Linked DNA regions of Mus musculus: region 2 is linked to region 1. The links are chromatin loops, found by intact Hi-C in ENCODE. Cell type or tissue: gastrocnemius. All regions are shown on one strand. Links, peaks and the distances in the headings refer to the core of each region. The heading gives the core; the rest is flanking DNA.

Region 1 (10,118 bases), core at 43-8,042:
AAGCCAGGGAAGTACTTCCTGGGAGACAGCCCAGCTGGCAGGTTTCCCAGAAATCCAGAGAATGGTGAATTGAAGATGTAAACTTGGCCTGACCCTGGACGCTCGGAGCCTGGCTGTCTCCTCTTCCACTGGCCTGGGCTCTCCTCCCTCCCAAGGGATACAGGGGCTCACTGTGCTTGGTCCCACAGCAGTGCTGACGTTCCTAAGTCCTGGGCTTTCCTAGCTGATGTTGTCCTACCTACTCAGTCCCATTTTGTCCACCGAATAGACCTGTCACTCAAGGCTCTCAGCGGTCCTGCCATAGCTGCTGGACGCTCCCAGCTGGAAGCTGGGCCTAGAAACTCACAGATGGCCTGGCAGTGGCATGGGAGGCCCTAAAAATTAGTGGAAATTTTGAGAGAGGACAGGTATTGCCCCACAGAGGCCATTCATTGAACAGCCAGGACTGGGACTAGAGGCAGAGCCTGCTGTCCTCCGCTCAGTTGTAGAAAGCAACAAGGACACAAACTTGATTGCCCAAAGTCACTGCCAGTTACCCACATATGACCAGAAGCCAGGGCTCCTGGGATGTGGAAGATAAACAAACACAGTTGCCGGGTGGCAGGGCCCAGCGGGCACGATAACTGGCAGTCAAGGCGATACCTCGAGGGAACTGTGGGGCTGGTCCTGGTTGGTGGTCAGGTGGTAGGGATAGCAGATGGCAGACTTTGGTGAGTGAGTGAGTCTGACTGTGTTCTGGAAGATGGGACCGGGCTCAGCACTGTCTGCTCACGTCCCCACTGTTGCAACACCTAGTCTGTTTGCAAGGAGGACAGGACAGGTCACATGGAGCTTTATGTCAATAAAGTCTTTATCTTGTCAGGTTTCCTTTACTATACACACGCCGAGCCCACAGTGCACGAAAGCTGAAATGTGCAGGCAGGGGGTTGGGGAAGTGGGGAGACAAGGCCCCAGCAGTTGGTTTAAGGGAATGACTTGGGAATGGGGCAGAGCTGTGGCTACTCCATCTCTCATCCTTACCCTCCTGCTACCACAGCTTGTGCCCATGTGTGCCTGCTCAGGGGAGGGGTCCTCCTCTTTCCCTCTCCTTTAGGCAGAGTGCTAGAGGTGTTGGATGCTCCTTAGCACGCAGAGGGCGTGACACTGGCTGCTAAGTGTTGTTGAATGTGTCAAGGCATTGACATCAGTAGGCCCCACATCTTAGGCAGGGGATTTGGGGTGTGGCAACCTGCCAGGCCAGCAGAGAACTTGAATATGATGTTCAGAAGGAAAGACAGAGACAGGTCACTTAGGGAGGCTTGAAGGAGGCCACTTTTGAGATGAGCCCGTGGTATCTGCAAAAAAGCCTGGAAGAACTCAGAACATGCAGCAGATGGCTCATGTCTGAAGTTTGAGGCACAGGGATCTGGTGTGGTCACAGCATCAGAGAGAAGGGTCCTGGCATGATGGGGACTGGTGTGCAGTTGGATACTGGTATTCTGCCTTAGTTCTGCCTCTTGAGAGGTGGTCCAGTAGAAGCCAGCCTCAGACTTTCACATCTCAGAACAGTCTTTTCAAAGACAAGGTCTCAGTGTGGCTCAGACGGGCCTCTAGCATCACTCGGTCTCCTGAGTGCTGGGATCACAGGTGTGTGCTACTACACCCAGCTTCCCAGAGCAGTCTTACCACAGCCCCTAAGCAGGGGAGGAGAGGAAACGGAGCCATCCAAGATCTACCTCCTGTGGGCATCCCTCCTGCCTGGCTGAAGGAGAAGTCTGGGTTTAAAATCCCCATTGCTCAGATTTGTATCCTGGAGGGAAGTGACTCCCACAGGAATGAACTGACTGTCCCAGGAAATTCTTCCCGCTGTGCCTTTAGAACTTCCTCTGTAAAGTACCTCCCTTCAGCTGGTGGTGCCTGTCTTTAACAGTGGCTGACAGCCAGGGAGTTTGAGGCTAGCCTAGGCTTTGACAGTGAGATCCTGTTCAATAAACGCAGCTTCCCAGTCCGGCACTTGACCTTCAAGCTCTGACCTCTGGATTAGCCCAGGATTTCTTCACTGGTCCTCCACCTTCCACCCCCTTCCACTGCTTATACCCGCTCCCATCATTTCCAACCCAGGAAGCTGCTAAGATCTATGTGGTAGCCCTGGCTCCATTACCACCCTCTCCCCATCTCCTGGGTGACTGAGGGAACTAAGGTACAAGCCCGAGGAACTTGGGATTCCCTGCCCTGCTGTTACCTTGCCTCCTGTCTGCCATCATTAACATAGGAGGTGCCAGCCTGTGCCGTCCTGGCTCCCATACTCACTACCTAAGGCTACCTGTTGGGAATTCCAACCCTCACCAGTCCCATCTCTTCATTCTATTAAAATTACTTATCAAGCAACTTCTCTCAGAGAGACAATTATTAAATTTTCTCAGATCGTGAGCACAAATCAAAATTTTATTTCGAATTTGCAGAATAAGAATCAGGACTCATGGAGAAATGTATGTGCTAGTTATATTTCGCAACTGGTGAAAGACCCAGAGAATCAGCCTATAGGACAGACCTGTTTTGGCTCATAGTTCAGTGTATTCCTTCCACCATGGTGGGGATAGCATGGTGGCCTCAGTGGCTCTCTGCTGGGGAAAGAACTTGCACTGGGGTTTGTCCGTACCCTAGTGAAAGGAACTGGAGGTGGCCATCGCCTTCAAGGCCCACTGGTGTCACTCTTCTGCTAGAAAGGCCCAGTGTCCAAAAGGTTCCACCATGTCCTGGAACAATGTCACCACCTGGGAACCAGGTGTTCAAAACACGAGCTGTGGGTGCACATTTTATAGCCAAACCATAGGACACTGGCTCAAAGCTCAATCCGAGGAAGGAGCTTTGTAAGCAAGTGACTGTGTACAACGGCTCTGCCCCACAGAGCCGTGTGCTGAGATAGAAGCTGCCGAGACTGCTTCCTGTGCTCTCACCCTGTACCACGCACAAGTGAGTTATAAAGAAAAGAGGCTTTTTTCAGTTCATAATTCTGAGGTCAGGAGGTGGAATCTAGAGATGGCCTTGCTGATGGAGCCCTCAGGGGAGTCAGGGCACCCCATAGGAGAACATGTGTGTGTGCTCATGTATGTGTGTGGTGTGTGTGTGTGCTCATGTATATGTGTGATATGTGTATGCCTGTGTATGTATGTGGTGTGAGTGTGTGTTCATGTATGTGTGTGGTGTATGTGTGCTTGTGTGTGTGTGTGTGTATGTGCAAGCACACTCGTGTATGCATGTGGTGAGTATGTGTGTGCTCATGTATGTGTGTGGTGTGAGTGTGTGTTCATGTATGTGTGTGTGTACAAGCATGCTCATGTATGCATATGGTAAGTGTGTGTGTGCTCATGTATATGTGTGATGTGTGTGTGCTTGTATATGTGTGTGGTGTGTGTGTGTTCATGTATGTGTGTGGTGTGAGTGTGTGCTTCTATTATGTGTGGGGTTTGTGTGTGGCATGAGTATATGTGTGTGTGCTCGAGTATGTGTGTGGTGTTTGTATATGTGTGTGTTCATGTATGTGTGTATATGCATGTGTACTTGTATATGTGTGTGGTGTGAGCGTGAGTCTGGTTTCTGTGTATAGTCCTTATGATTCCAGGGCCTGCTCTAATGAGTTTACCTAACCCTGATCCCCTCCCAAAGGCCTCTCTAAATACCACAGTGACTAATTTCCTCCTCTTAATCCCTCTCCACAAGCATTCACATCCAGTCAAGTTTCCCAGGGGGACACACCAGATTCAAACCACACAGGAAATGCTTCCCAGTACTTAGCCAGGTTCCTTGGAATGCAGCTGGTTTGACTGAGGAGTTGAAATTTTCACTTAAAATGAACAATTTTATTTAAGTTTATTGGCATCTAAGCTTTGTTTCTGTGTGTTTTTGTCAACAGCCTCCACTAAGAGAGGACAGGGAAAGATCTAGAAAAATGAAAAAAGAAAGGACCCAAGGGTTGGTGTGATGTCTGTAGAGGGTTCCTGCGCGTGGCGGGCGCAGCCACCAAGGTGTTGTGAGCTGGGATTTTCCCAGCAGCCCCCGCTGTGCTGGATGCCCTGGAAGCCACGATGATGCTTTAACTTGGTGGAAGAAAACGCTGTTTGCGCTTATTCTGGTTCCGGCCTCGTGGGCTGCCGCGGAGCGCGCGTAGCCTGTTCAACTTTCCTGACATAAATTTCCCACTTAAGTCATTAAGTCAAAACCAAAAAAAAAAATCCCAGACCACAGGGCACGGTTCTGTTCACCGCGGGTGCACTGCGCGCTGTGGGTTCACAGCGCCGGTGACGTCGCGGATTTGCGGTGATACCACACTGAGCTCAAGAGACGTCAGTGTCCGTGGGACCGTGGACATGGCGTGACACCACTCTGGGGTGAAACGCGGGAAAAATGAAGGCAGGAGCAAGTGATGCCCAGCAACTCCTGTGTCCAGAGGGAGGGGAAGGGAAGGGCCGTGCCTCAGTCCCTGCTGCCCCCTGGTGGCCCGCACTGTCTCAGCACCAGCCTGCGTTCCTGGAACTCCCCAACTGCGGCCCAAGTAGGTGCAGCCCAGCTTCTGCTTGTCTCTGACAATGCTCCTGCTCTGGAGAACAGCACAGACATTCAGGATACCCTAAACCCAACTGTCTGGCACCGGGCCAGTCTGCAACTTATCTGAGCTCACATATGCATCTGTAATTGACACCTGTCTCACGAGCCCGTGGTGAGAATTAAATACATCACCACTTCAGTGAGCCCCTGGAGTGGCTCTTGCACACAAAACTCTTTAAAAGCATCTGCTAAGCTTATTCTTGATGTCCGACTGAGTGCGTCTGGGCAGTGCGGGAGTTGAGCAGTAAATTATGCTCAAGGAAAATGGCACCCTTAATCCCAAAGACAGCACAAGTCCAGGATAAAATGTGCCCCGCTGTCACCACCCTGTGTCTGCACATGTCCCCATCTCGCCATAGGCTATGTGCAGAGTGACTCTTGGCTGTTTTTCCTTTACAGTGCTGGGGTCATGAGCAGAGGTCCTCACAGCAGGCAAGAACTCCACTGCAGAACCACCCCAATCCCTCTGCCATTACATAGCACCAACTTCTCATAGGTCCAGGTCCTCTGTCCCAGCTCCTTCCATGCAGACCCAGATCCAGGCCCTCATATAGAGCACCACTCTGTAATGTTATGACTTTGTGGTCTGGGCACACATCTGTATTGCACACTGTCCTTTGTGTCTGTCCCTTGGGCCTCTGATGAGTTCTGGCTACTCTGACTTACCCTCCTTGCTACAGTTCTGCCATGATTTCCAGCTGACCACCGAGGCCCAAGTCACTCTACATGGTTTTTTGTCCTTTGCTACCATGGGACCACAGGCCACACTGACAGTCCTCCCTAATCAGGAAAAGCAGCAGGAGAAAGTCCTTTGCCGTTTTCTTTCCACTCTGCGTGTAATGTATGGTGCTTTGTCGTCCACACTGTGGTCATGAAGAGACAGTATCGAGATGGAAGATAAAGGCAAATGAGGTGCGGCAGAGAGGGAAAAGTCCTCGAACGCATCATCTAATCGTCAAACCCTGCCTCCTGAGTCTAAAGCCATGTGCTTTTGTTTAAACAGAAATTCCTTTGCAAAGGTAACCCAATCTTCAGTGTTGTAGCGGATGGAACAAGGAACTCTGAAGCTACCTTCAACTAGGCATGCCCTAGTTCCTGGAACCTGTGCACATGTTTATACTTTCAGGGAAGCAATGAATGTTACAGTCAGAATAAAAATTACAGTACCAACCCAGGGGCCTCCTTCTTCCCTGCAGCCACAGGGTGGGGAGGGGGGAGGGAAGGGGATGTGGTCCACTTCAGTCTCTTCCTCCTCCTTTGGATTTCTCCTTCCTCTTTCTTCTTTTACGCCCCCATCCTCTTCCTCTTCTTTCCCCTCTTCCTCCTCTCTTCCTTTCTCTTCTGCCACCTCTTCGCCCACTAAGTTAATTACAATCCTTTCTAAATCTGGTCCTACAGAGACAGGCACCGTGACTTGTAAATGAATGACGGATGGACTGATGTCTCCCACTGTCTCTTCTCAGTGCCCTTGTGTAAACCCCAGAGCCACCCACAGCATCTGTTGGGCATCTTCACAGCCAGTGTTCAGCCATGTCAGCAGCCCAGCTGGCACAAGGCTCATGGCACATGGACAACCACAATTATGGGCACTATGGACCCTTCCTCCTTCTCTTCCAGTGGGTCTTCTCCTCCAAGGTGGGCTGCAGTGCTGAGACTTCTGACTATGGCCACACTGCCACAGAATCGTGGAGCCCAGAACCATGGAGCCTGACACATAGTAGCTGCTCACCAAAACTGTCTTGAAGCAGAACTGGGCCTCTGGTGGAGTGAGTGCAGAACTCACCGTGGCTCTCTGGCTCTCTCTCCTTGAGCCCTCTCTCAGTTCTCCTCTGCTGATCATCCACAGGGTGGTACAGCAGCCCACAGCAGGGAGTGTGGGTTTCTGTTTCAGTTGTCTGCACTTCCCTCCGATTTATGGTAAAGATACCATTTTTCCATCTTGGGGAGATGAAGTTTCTTTTGAAAATAAAGTTAATTAAATAAAACACTCAAAACTTTTTTTTTTTTAGGCCTAGAGACTAATAACAGGAAAAGTATAACAAGGGGGTTAGGAAACAGCTCTTTGGGCAAAGTGCTTGCTAAACAAGCCAGAGAACCTGACTTCAGATCCTCAGGGCCCATGTAGAACTCCAGATGGCACCACGCACCTGTGACCCCAGTATGAGGGAAGCAGCAACAGGAAGATCCCGGGGCCACCGACAGCTGGGTTTGGAGCCAGTAAGCTCCAGGTTCAATAAGAGATCCTGCCTCCAAAGGTCAGGTGCAGAGCCATTGAAAAAGACAATATTGACCTCTGGCCTTCACAGGAATATACAGGGGCACCCACACATGTGAGTACACACAAGAACACCCATGATCGCGTGCACACACACAGGGAAAGGAGAGGGATGGAGAGAGAGCACGCACACAGATACGGCATGCAGCTGTGCACACAGGAAGCAATCCACAGCCAGGTCTCCCCACACCAAGACCCCACTCCCTCACTGCTCACCACTTCCTACTCTGTGACCTGTGAACTCTTACAGCCTTAGCTAGTGTGACCCTGCCACATTATGCAGGGTTAGACCCTGGCCTCCCTGGTGGGCCTCCCTCTGTCCAGCCTCCCCACGTCTCCAGTGGCCCCTGCTTCACAGGACCCTACCCTAGCACATCACAGTCTGTCCTCTTGATAGAGTGGCCTCCTTGGGGACCAGCTTGTAACTCCCAGTTCACAGGCTTCTGTGGGCCTGATGAAACCCCCCCCCCCCAACGCTCCTGCATGTGTCTCATGCTCAGCCAATCAGAGAATTCCCTTCTCTACCTGGTACAGTGGTAGCTTTGTACAGGGAGTCATGTGGTTAAAGTTGACCATTGAGAGCATTCCCAGAACTAGTACTGGACTTACTGGGTGCTTTCTTTGGGCTCCACAGGCTTGTAGGTGACAAACCTAGTCTTCTGACACTCCTACAACCACCACTTTCTGTTCCTATCGAAGCTCAACTGTCTATGCGAATGAAAGAAGTCCCAGAACGCAAGCCTTCTACTTTGAAGGAATTCATCCCCTTGACCCACACATGCATAAAACCAACCTTTTAAAACAAGCCAGTAAACGTACTTAATTTTATCTTGGTTCAGGGTCTTACCATGGAGCCAGGTTGTGCTGGAAGCATGCTCTTGCTCCTGCCTCCCAAATCCTGGGATTGCAGATGTGCATCAGAATTCACCTTGAAAAGCCAGTTCTGAACCCAGGGAGGTGGCTCAGTTGAGAAGGTGCTTGCTTGCTTGCCATGCGTAAGGACTGCATGATTCATTCATTTTACCCATGTAAAAATCCAGGGTGGGGGTGGGGAGTGACAGGCAGATGCGTGTGCCTATGCATGTGTCTGTGTGCACGTGCTCAATAGTTAGCCTTCCTAGCCAAATGGATGAGTTCCAGGTTCAGTAAGAGACTCTGTCAATCAATCAATCAATCAATCAATCAATCAATCAATCAAGTGGAGAATAACTGATGAAGACATCTACTATCAATCCTTGGTCTTTGACCTGTGCACACACATTTGAACACCAGCATATACCTACACATGTACACACACACACACACACACACACACACACAGAGTAGTTATGTTCTTTGTAGCCACAGGACTGATTGAAGCAGAGATTAGTCTTCTGGGGAAGGGACACAAAAGCCTCAAGTTCCCTACGTAGCCAAGGACAACCTTGAACTTGATCCTGGTGCTCCATCTCCTGAGTGCTTTGAGTATAGACAGTGTGGCCTTGGTGGGTTTATGAGGTCCTGGGGACCTACTACTACCTGTAGTAGTTTGGAGACAAAAAGGCTATTTGGCTTATACCTCCACATCACAGTTCATCACCAAGGGAAGCCAGGGCAGGAACTCAGGGCAGGAATCTGGAGGCAGGAACTGAAGCCAAAGTCATGGAGGAGACTCTTCCTGGCTTGCTCCTCATGGCTTGCTTAGACTGCTTTCTCTTTCAACTCAGAACCACCCACCCAGGGGTGGTACCACCTACAGTGGGCTGAGCTCTCCCACATCAACCACTAATCAAGAACTTGCTACACAACATACCTATAGGGCAGCCTGATGGAGGTGATTCCTCAGCTGAGGGTCCGTCTTCCCAAGTAATTCCTGTCACATTAACAAAACAAACAAACAAACAAAGAAACAACCCAGAGCCTCATGAAATTATCATTCATTAAGATTGAATTCATGTAACAGAAAATGTACCATTTTAACCATTAAAAATATAGATTCCAGGGTGGTCACATGGCTCAGTCAGTAAAGTGCTGACTGAAGGGGTCTGAAGACCTGAGGTCTTGTCCCCTACACCCATGCAAAAATATCTGGATACAGTGGCAGGCCCCTTTAACCCAGCTCTGGGGATGCAGAGACAGGGGGCTTCCTGGTACTCACTTGGCCGGCCAGTTTAATTGAACTGGGAAGCTCCGGGTTCAGTGGATATAAGGTGGAGAGGGACAAAGAAAACATCAACATTAACCTTAGGCTTCCACATGCACACACGCGCGCACACACACACACACACACACACACACACACACACGCACGCACACATGCACGTGCACACAGACACATGCATAGGCACACGCATGCACACACATACATGCACACACACACACATGCACGTGCACACAGACACATGCATAGGCACACGCATGCACACACATACATGCACACATACACACACACATGCACGTGCACACAGACACATGCATAGGCACACACACGCATGCATGCATGCATGCACACACACACGCACGCACACACATGCACACGCACACATGCACACGCGCTTGCACACATGCATGCACACACAATGCACGCATGCATACGCACGCATATACACACACGCATGCACACATGCATGCACACACACGCATGCACACATGCATACGCACGCATGTACACACACGCATGCACACACACGCATGCACACACACGCATGCACACACGTGCATGCACACACGCATGCACACGCATGCATGCACACACACACATGCACGTGCACACAGACACATGCATAGTCACACACATGCACACACACGCATGCACACGCACGCATGCACACACACACGCCATCTAGCAGGATTTAGTATACTTACCCTGAACTTCCCATCGCTGTAGAACTCTGGGACAACTCCTCCTCGGCAGCTCCTCCAGATGCACCACTGCCCACCCACACCCAGCACCCAAAGCATCGCCCTCTCAGCCTCAGCCTCCATGGTTTTTCCATCTGAGGCTTTGAAAACAGAATTTTTCTCTCCATGCTCACATCCATCTTTTATCATTTATTAATTATTTGCTTCTTTGCTTGAGAAGGGGTCTCGCTGTGTTGTCCAGGCTACTCTGAGGCCCTCTCTTTTTAATATACCATTTGTATGAACTCTTTGAGACTATCACGCATGCATACCCACAGTACATTTTGATCCTATTCATCCTCAACTTCTCCCCCTGACTCCCCTCAGATTTACCCCTCACCCAAACCCACTGTTTGTTGATTGGCTGATTGATTTACAT
Region 2 (8,000 bases), core at 1-8,000, 110 kb before region 1:
GCACTGGCACACTCTGCTAGGTGTATCAGCTATGTGGCTCCGGCTTCCTGCAGTGGCCTGGACACTTTACAGCATCACCTGTGACAACCGACAGGTCCATGCTCTCCTGGGTCACTGCTGAGCAGCAGAAGGCCATCATCAGGGGGAGGCAGGAGGATGAAAGGTCTCTACCTATGGGCAGGTCCCAAGGTGGCTGGAACCTGCCTGCAGGACTCCCCTCTTACTCTGGAGTGTGAATTCTCAAGCTGGCTTGGAAACACAGTGCCAACAGGCCCTTCAAAGCCAAGAAAAGAGCAAGTGTGAAGATCCACCAGCCCGTCACTCAGCACACAGGGCTGCTCACACTGTGGCCCTGGGCCAGACACTGGAGACAGGGCACCCAGCTGCATGGGCTTCTTGTTCTCCTGGTGTTGGACACACCGTGGAGTAGGTATCAGCAAGACCAAAATATGACAAATAAGACCAGGTGTGCATGCAACATGCACGGTGACAGGACAGGGCAACAAGGAGGGCTGGGGACATCCTGGGTAGCAGACATGAAGGATAAAATGATGAGGGACAGAACAGGACTTCAGACTGGCATTAGGACCCACTCACAACAGCAGAGACAGCAGCCTGTCCTGGTTGGGTTCTTGTTTGGTTGGACTTTTATGGTGTCAACTTGACACAAGCTAGTCATCTGGGAAGAACAACCTCAGCTGAGAAAAATGTCTCCATCAGACTGCCCTAGAGGCAAGTCTGTGGGGCCGGTTTTTGATTACTGATTGATGTAGGAAGGCCCAGCCCATTGTCCCAACCCTGGGCAGGTGCTCCTGGGTTGTATAGGAAAGCAGGCTGAGCAAGCCAGTTAGCAGCACTCCTCCATGGCCTCTGCTTCAGTGTCTGCCTCCAGTTCTCTCCTACCTTTGAGTTCCTGCACTTCGGATGGGCTGAAAGCTGTAATAAGAAGGAAGTCTCTCCTTCCCAGACCCCCTTTGATCACGGTATTTACCACATCAATAGGAGTGAAGTAGGACAAGGCCCAAGAGGGACAACCAGGCCCAGGAAAGGAAGAACAGTGCAGCTGGAGCGGTACTGGCTGTCAGTGAAGCCAGCCAAGTAGTCTCAGATGCCACAGGTAGACAAAGGCCTGCAAGTGGGAAGGTTGTGAGCCGGAGAGGCAGAAGGGGCCTGGTCCAGTCAATGATTCCCACCCAGTGGCACCAGAGGGACCAGAAGGCAAGACAGACTGTAAAGGACAGAGTGTAGTTGATGAACATCAAACTAAGATCTGGAAAGGTGAGGACCTTGGGTGGGGAGTGTCAGTCCTGTGGGATGCTTACACTGACTAGTTGGTACCATGATAAGAGAATGGGTAGAGGCATGGAGACAGGTGGCAGGAAGGCTGCTATCTCCAGAGCTCCTTGGTCACCCTCAGGGATGGCCTGAGCTGTACCACTGTGACACAGGATAAGCAGGCAGCTAGCCATCCCAAAGCAGGGACTGCAGAGCCACCTTGCCCAGTGTAGTCCTGAGGGCAGGGCTTGAGAGACTGCCCCTGAGCTTCACCTTGAAGGCTGTGAGGATGCAGAGGATCCTGGGACCAGGGACTCAAACACTCCCAACCCAGAGCCCCCAACTCCAAGCCCTGGCTATTCTAGACCTGTTCTGCTTTCCTGCCGGAGTTCAACAGAGGTTAAAAAGTGGGGTGACCTGGTGACATCATCGGAACCACCAGCCTAAGCCTCCAGAAGGAATGCTAGCATGTCCCTCCTCATTTGAGCCAGTATGAGTCCTGACATATTGGGGTGAGTAGAAGCAGGCAGGGAACCACAGTGCAGCAAGTAGTGATCAAGGAAGTTCAACGGGCACTGTGGTTGTGAGCCCAGGGACCAAAGAGGAGGAGCTGAGGAAGGAAGGAAGGCTGAGGTGAGCAGGTGAGAACCCTCACCATGAGTCCTAACTCAATGCAACCATCTGAAATCAAACCAAGGTCTCGGCGGCAGGGTACGGCATTTGACTGTCCAGGGGACTGAGGCCAGGAGCAGAGCAGCTGCGGCAGCTGGGAATGAGAGGTGGGATCCAGTCTGGCCAGCAGTCGTGAGGCCAAATGGACAGGGTTTGAGGACAGCCTGATCTAGTCCAGCCCAGCCTGCAGGGGTCTACTGCACTTGGGGCCAGAGTAAGGGCCTATTGTAGCTGTGGACACTAAGGTTAATATCATGGGCCAAAACTGCAACGAAGCAATGGCACCCAGAGCCAGCCAAAGAGACATCTGCCCAGGGCTGCCGTTCAGGCCAGTCCACTCAACTCAGCAAGGGGAACCCAACCTCACACAAGCCCTGGATTACAGAGCACAGCGCCATCAGGAAACATTTACTAAAAACGTGTTAAGAACAAATAACAAAGGAGGCACGGCAGTCCTAAATGGACTGTGAGGGTCAGCCCAGAACGATGCAGGACACAGCTAGTGCTGCCGGGTCCGTAAGGACTTTCTGCTCGACTTGGAGATGCCAGCTTCCCTCTCCTTCTCAGGGTTGTAGACTTCTGTGTATAGAACAGCACAGAGACACACAATGAGCAGCAGGACCAATGGCCTGATCACACAGTACAGTACAGCAGCTACATCTACAGCTGTTTCCCATGAGGACATGTCACTGTTAACCCTCCTCCCACAGCACCGTGAGCCAGGCAGCATGGCTCACTGAGGGAGCTGGGGAGTGGCTTTCCCATCCCTGTCCCTGGGTGGCTATAAGGACAGCCTTGTTTGGCTCTCACAAACCTTGGGGTCTATTGGATTTTAGAGCCCTGTAGGATAAGGCAGTGTTCACCTGTGCTTCAGCAGGTCACTAACGATGATCTTCATGCTCAGAGACCTCCTCATGCCTCGGGTGCTCTTGGGGCCCAGACTTAGAACAGAGGTCCCACAGACAGCCCATCACAAGGTCACCCCATCCCATAAGCACTCTGGAGGCCACGTACCTGGTATATCGTGGGGCCAGTAGTCATTACAGTGGGGGCAGTGTGGTTCAGGGATGGACTGGAAGTATTTGGCCACACAAGGCAAATGCATCCTAATTCCACACGTCTCACAACTTTGACCCTGAAACAAGAAAGCCTGATGACCATGGACAAGCACATCTCTCAACTTCACAAACCTTCAGAAAGCTGCAAGAAAATGGCTAGCAGGCTGGAGGGTTTAACCTTCTAGGCCCCAACTTAATGCTGGCAATAAACCCAAGCCCCTGACCAGAGAGTCCCTGGTGGGAGATAGAGGCATACAGTTTTGTAGTAGGCCAAGTAGCAACATGTATCGCACACTTTACGATCAAGAGAAGCATGTTATAAGCCAGAGAATCTGAACATAGAAATACCATGGGCCCCATGGATACACATATAGAAGATCAGTATGGAGCCTGGTTGTCCAAGATAATCAAAAAGAAGCAAACTCAGGCATCCAGCCAGACTGAGTCGTAGGGGACCCTGCAAAGCAGAACAGCAGAATGGTGGGGACAGAAAAACCTGCCACAGAGCTACCAAGGCTTAAGGTATCAGCCAGCACCTAACAGTACCCTGGGATACGGCTGAGTGGCCAGGGAGAGAGCTAGGGAGTGCAGCAGCAGGAGTATAGCATGGCCTGTCCTAAAGCTGCTATATCCTGAAGTATATAGTAACAGTAGAGGTCCAGTGGGCTGAGCATCAGGACCCCACTCCCACTGCTGCCTGCAGTACCTGGATGAGGAGGCCGTGGCAGATGTTGCACATCTTCACAGAATCTGGGTAGCTCTCTCGGATGAACTGCTCCATCTCCAAGATAGCCCGGCCATGCAAGGTGAACTCTCCCTCCTTCTGCAGAGATACAACACACTCACGCTAGCTCAGTGCTGACTCTCCGGGTCCCACAGCCCAGAGTGCAGGAGGACTAGGTCTAGATACTCTAGTCACTGCACACTGTCACCAATCCCAGCCAACCAATGTCAGCAAAGTCCCCTTAGCCAAATCTCCAGAAAGGGAAACTAAATGTCAGACAATGGAGGCGAAGGTCTTCTTACCCTCCAGATCTCAGAACCTCCCCTGCCTTCACAGATATGATGACCCCATCTTCACAGCCACCCTACAAGCTAGTCACAGTTGGTGTCGTCAGCAAGAGAAGACAGAGGCCAGGGAGGAGAGCAATATCCCAATGGGTAACCCAAGATAACCCCAGCCGGGTGCCCACTTCCCAGCCCTTTACCACCAGTGTTGCCCCATCACTGCCAGCCCTGCCTGCCACTTTACAAATGAAGCTGGAAGAGCCAGCGTGGAGGCTCAGTGATCCTGGGCATGTGACGTGGACAGAGGGAAGCTGACAGGACGGCCACACACAAAGGTGGCCCTGTAATAGAAGGAGGCTGAGGAGACAGTCCAACAAGATAGTCCCCCTGATACTGTTGTCTTCCACACTGGAGTTCCCTCCCCACCCACCAGTGGGGAAGGATGCTTGTGGAAGACAGGCTTCCTTTCCAAGGCAGAAGTGGCAGGGTGGAAACAGAGCATTTATGAGGCGGCCTGGTGACTAAAGAAGTGAGTGAAATTAGTTCCAGGAGCAAGAGTGGGCAGTGGGCAAGGAGTTCAGAAATAGAAAGGCTGTTGTACACAGAGCACAAGAATCCTGAGCAGTGGTTATTGCTAGGCAGACAGGGACGTGGGGCCTCCTCAGATGTGGCAGGAGCATGGCTAACTTGCAAGCTAGTCTCAGTTCTGTGGGAACCTGTCAAAGATCCCGGGTCCATACTAGTGGCCAGCTTCCTGAACCTCCTTCTCCTGCTCTTGAGGCTGCATGCCACTAGAGGGAGCCAACCTGAACTACGAGGAAAGGTGGGCCAAGCTCTGATGCCTGACTTACCACCCTCCAGTCCAGAGCCTCCTAGTGGACCATCCAGCTGCATAATACCTAAGCCCTTGAGCAATGAAACCTTGTGGGAAGCCTTAGCAAAGGGAGGCTGCATTTCTGAGGCCAAAGATGCCTCTAAAACCGAGTCCCTCGGATCAAGGAACCAGATGCCTAGGAAGGCTTGGCAGGGACCAGCCAGCAACCCGGTCAACAATCCTTCAGTGGGGCCCCTACAGAACTCACAGCAGCCCTGCCCAGAAAGTGGAGGAGCCCAGAGGTGCTCTCCCAACCGCGACCCCTACTGCCTGAGCCTGTGCCTTCCTTCACCAGATACATGGTGAACGAGAACTCAAGGGATACCCAGTGACAGGACTGAGAAGATTGAGGGGCTGATGGGTGGCAAGGTGGAGGGCCTCCATGCTCCCCTCCACAACAGCTCACAGATTTTTTTCAGGACTCCCATTAAACCCTTGCAGCCAAAAAAAAAAAAAAAAAAAGCTGAGCAGTGGTGGCACACACCTTTAATCCCAGCATTCTTTGGGAGGCAGAGGCAGGCAGAATTCTTAGTTCGAGGCCAGCCCGGTCTACAGAGTAAGTTCCAGAACAGCCAGGGCTACACAGAGAAACCCTGCCTTGAAAAAAAAACAAAACAAAACAAACAAACAACAAAAAAGAAAACGCTTGCAGCAGCTCCAAGCTGTCTACAGAAGGGACAGCCAGCAACTTCATTCTGAAAGGCATCTGATAAGCCTTCCATTGATTCCAGCCTCTTCCACTTGTGGCTGCAGCACTTAAGACAGACCATGTGAAAGTCAGGGAACACAGGCTCTCCTCTCAGAGGTCATGGAAAGCTTACAATAGAGAAGGGCCCACAGACAGGCCGGGCTCAACTGCTAGCACACAGACTGTGCACTCCTGAGTGAACGGGGAGGCCCCAGGGTACCTCAATCAACCACTTGCTCTGCACAAACTTCTGCAGCACCTGCTCGGCCTCCTTCTTCCTCATCTTTTTCCCTTTGAGTTGATCAACTAGGTTCAAAATGTTTGTAGAAGAAGCAAAGCCAGTTTCTGAGTCAACGATCAGTTCCAGCTGCAAGAGAAAGAGGTGCCTTATTCATCTATTTGAATAACAAACTCGACACCTAAGCCTCCAGCCAGCCCTGGTAGGAGAAGCTGCATGGACCCACACCAGGCACATCCCTACGACAGGTGCTAGGTATCCAATGTGCACACAGGTTGTGGCCCTTGTCCTAGCTTTATTCTCCACACACTGTAGACAGCCTAGGAGCACCACAAAATGGTTAAACTAGAAAGTCTACCTGCCTCGATGGGCCCAGTCAAGCTGAAACTGGAGAGGGGCGCTCCTTTCCCACCTTCCCCAGAGCTGCTATGTGCTCCCAGGACTCAGAACGTCTTAGCCAGGTGTGTGGCACATGGGCTGAGCACACTGCTACAAAGCTTGGACAAACCGTCCAGTGAGCGCCTCATTAAAGTGCAGGGCTGGGTTTGGAGCATTCTGGGCCAGGGACTGGGACCCATGCACTCCCACGAGTTCTCAGGTGCTCTGTTTGACAGGTAGCTTAAGGCCTGTCACTCCCTGTGAGACCCAGGAAGCTGGGAAGCATGACAGTGGCCTCCACAATTGCCGTTTCTATTTCCTCCCGTTAGAAACGCTGCATATGGTAGCAATGAGTACTGTACTCACAGCCTTTCTAAACAGATCCAGCTCGTTCTCTGCAAAATCCGTAGCCATTTTGGAAACTGAAGTTGTAGCAAGATTCACCTAAAAATAAACCACATAAGGATCAGGCCACGTGTCCACCACAAAGCTGATCACTTTCTCACCCCTCTCTCAGAAGCATGGGTCCCGCACGAGCCACTGCAGAGCCCTCTGAGCCAGTTTCTCAAAATGCCACTAGAGGGCGCTGCCTCGCATACCAGTGCATAAATGGGTCTCCCATCATCTTCCGTGACTCCTTTCTTTATCTCAATATACAGAGACTCCAGGACACTGTTGATGTTGTTGATGAAGTCCTCCAGCTTATCTACAGTCGCATTTCCTGGAAATAAGCAGGCAGGGATGGGAGTGGATTCGTCGAAAAAGCACACACAGCCTGTTTCAATCTCTGGCCCCTGACCACACTAGCAGCCCCAACAGAAATGTTTTGGCTTTCTTGGGCCAATGCCAATATTGTGGTTTCTTTCTTCCCGGAGTGCTCAAAGATAAGCTGAGACAGATGGTGTAGTGAGGCAGAAAGGCGGACAAGATTGTTATCTCAGACCACTGAGACAGTAGCCTTCCTTCCTCTTCCCCAAGGCTTCATGCTGCACCAGTGGCCCTCCACAGCTCCCTCCTCCTAGAAAGCTAGCCAGGACACATCTGAAGGCCTTGGGCCAGCCCAGGCCTGAGCCACAACAGGGTAAGTGAGGCACTCACAGCAGAAGAGGCCCTGTTCTAAGCATAATCCAAGCAGCTATTGCCCAAGTGTCCTCCCACTGGCCCTTCTCGGGCCCTGGCAGCTCTGAGCACAGGCAGAGACGGTGTGAACTGTGGGAGCCTGGCTCTAGCGGAAGCTCCTGCTATGCCACCATCAGGAGGCCACCAGCCATCAGGAGGCCACCAACAGGGACCTTTTTGAGAGCCATGAGTCTGAGGAGGGGAAAAGGTCCAGAAGCAGGGGGCTTGGGTGAACAGATACTAACAGCTGGTGAGAAAGACCAGGAAAGGATGCAAAGGGAGAGGGCATGTGTTACACATCCCAGCTTGGAGAGTCAGCCCCTCTGTCGGCTACAGAACCTGCTCTAACACAGTGAAGGCATACGGCCAGCTTCATACACTAGAATTACCGATCTGCAGTGTGATACTTTCAAGACCAGAGTATACCTGTTTTCACTTATTAAAATAATGTCAAAGGATTTATACTTTAGAGTTACTTTGGGAAGCCCAGCAGTGGTAGCTCACGCCTTTTAACGCCAGCACTCGGGAGGCACAGGTAGGCCTCAGAGTTTAACAGGCAGCCTGGTCTGCAGACTGAGTTTAGGGACAGCCAGGGCGACACAGAGAAACCCTGTCATGAAAAAAAACAAAACAAAACAAAAAAAAAACAAGCAAAAAAAAATTTTAAATAAAGAAAAAAAAACAAAAAAC

What was found. Peaks named below come from ENCODE experiments on the same cell type or tissue, not always from the same donor. Only the 100,000 strongest peaks of a DNase experiment are listed, where the experiment ranks them.
Region 2: it touches region 1 in a loop (12-fold over the local background); 32 of 42 quality-filtered maps call a loop at or near these places.

What each region holds. Positions count from the first base shown.
Region 1 is chr7:125,577,108-125,587,225 of GRCm38, forward strand. Il4ra (interleukin 4 receptor, alpha) reads left to right here. Exons shown (of 11, transcript NM_001008700.4): 11 at 1-2,367. Among named protein-coding and RNA genes, the nearest start is that of Il21r, 21 kb to the right of the region's middle. In gastrocnemius, for the core only: no CTCF peak of the experiment used is centred there; DNase peaks (open chromatin) are centred at 48, 364, 580, 1,187 and 2 more places; H3K4me3 peaks cover 758 bases; H3K27ac peaks cover 2,289 bases.
Region 2 is chr7:125,465,318-125,473,317 of GRCm38, forward strand. Nsmce1 (NSE1 homolog, SMC5-SMC6 complex component) reads right to left here. Exons shown (of 8, transcript NM_026330.4): 3 at 6,791-6,912; 4 at 6,558-6,635; 5 at 5,796-5,942; 6 at 3,712-3,828; 7 at 2,962-3,082; 8 at 2,327-2,526. The coding sequence ends at 2,447. Among named protein-coding and RNA genes, the nearest start is that of Nsmce1, 22 kb to the right of the region's middle. In gastrocnemius, for the core only: CTCF peaks have their summits at 4,815 (motif pointing right) and 6,764 (motif pointing right); DNase peaks (open chromatin) are centred at 206, 4,813, 6,774, 7,014 and 1 more place; H3K4me3 peaks cover 651 bases; H3K27ac peaks cover 1,701 bases.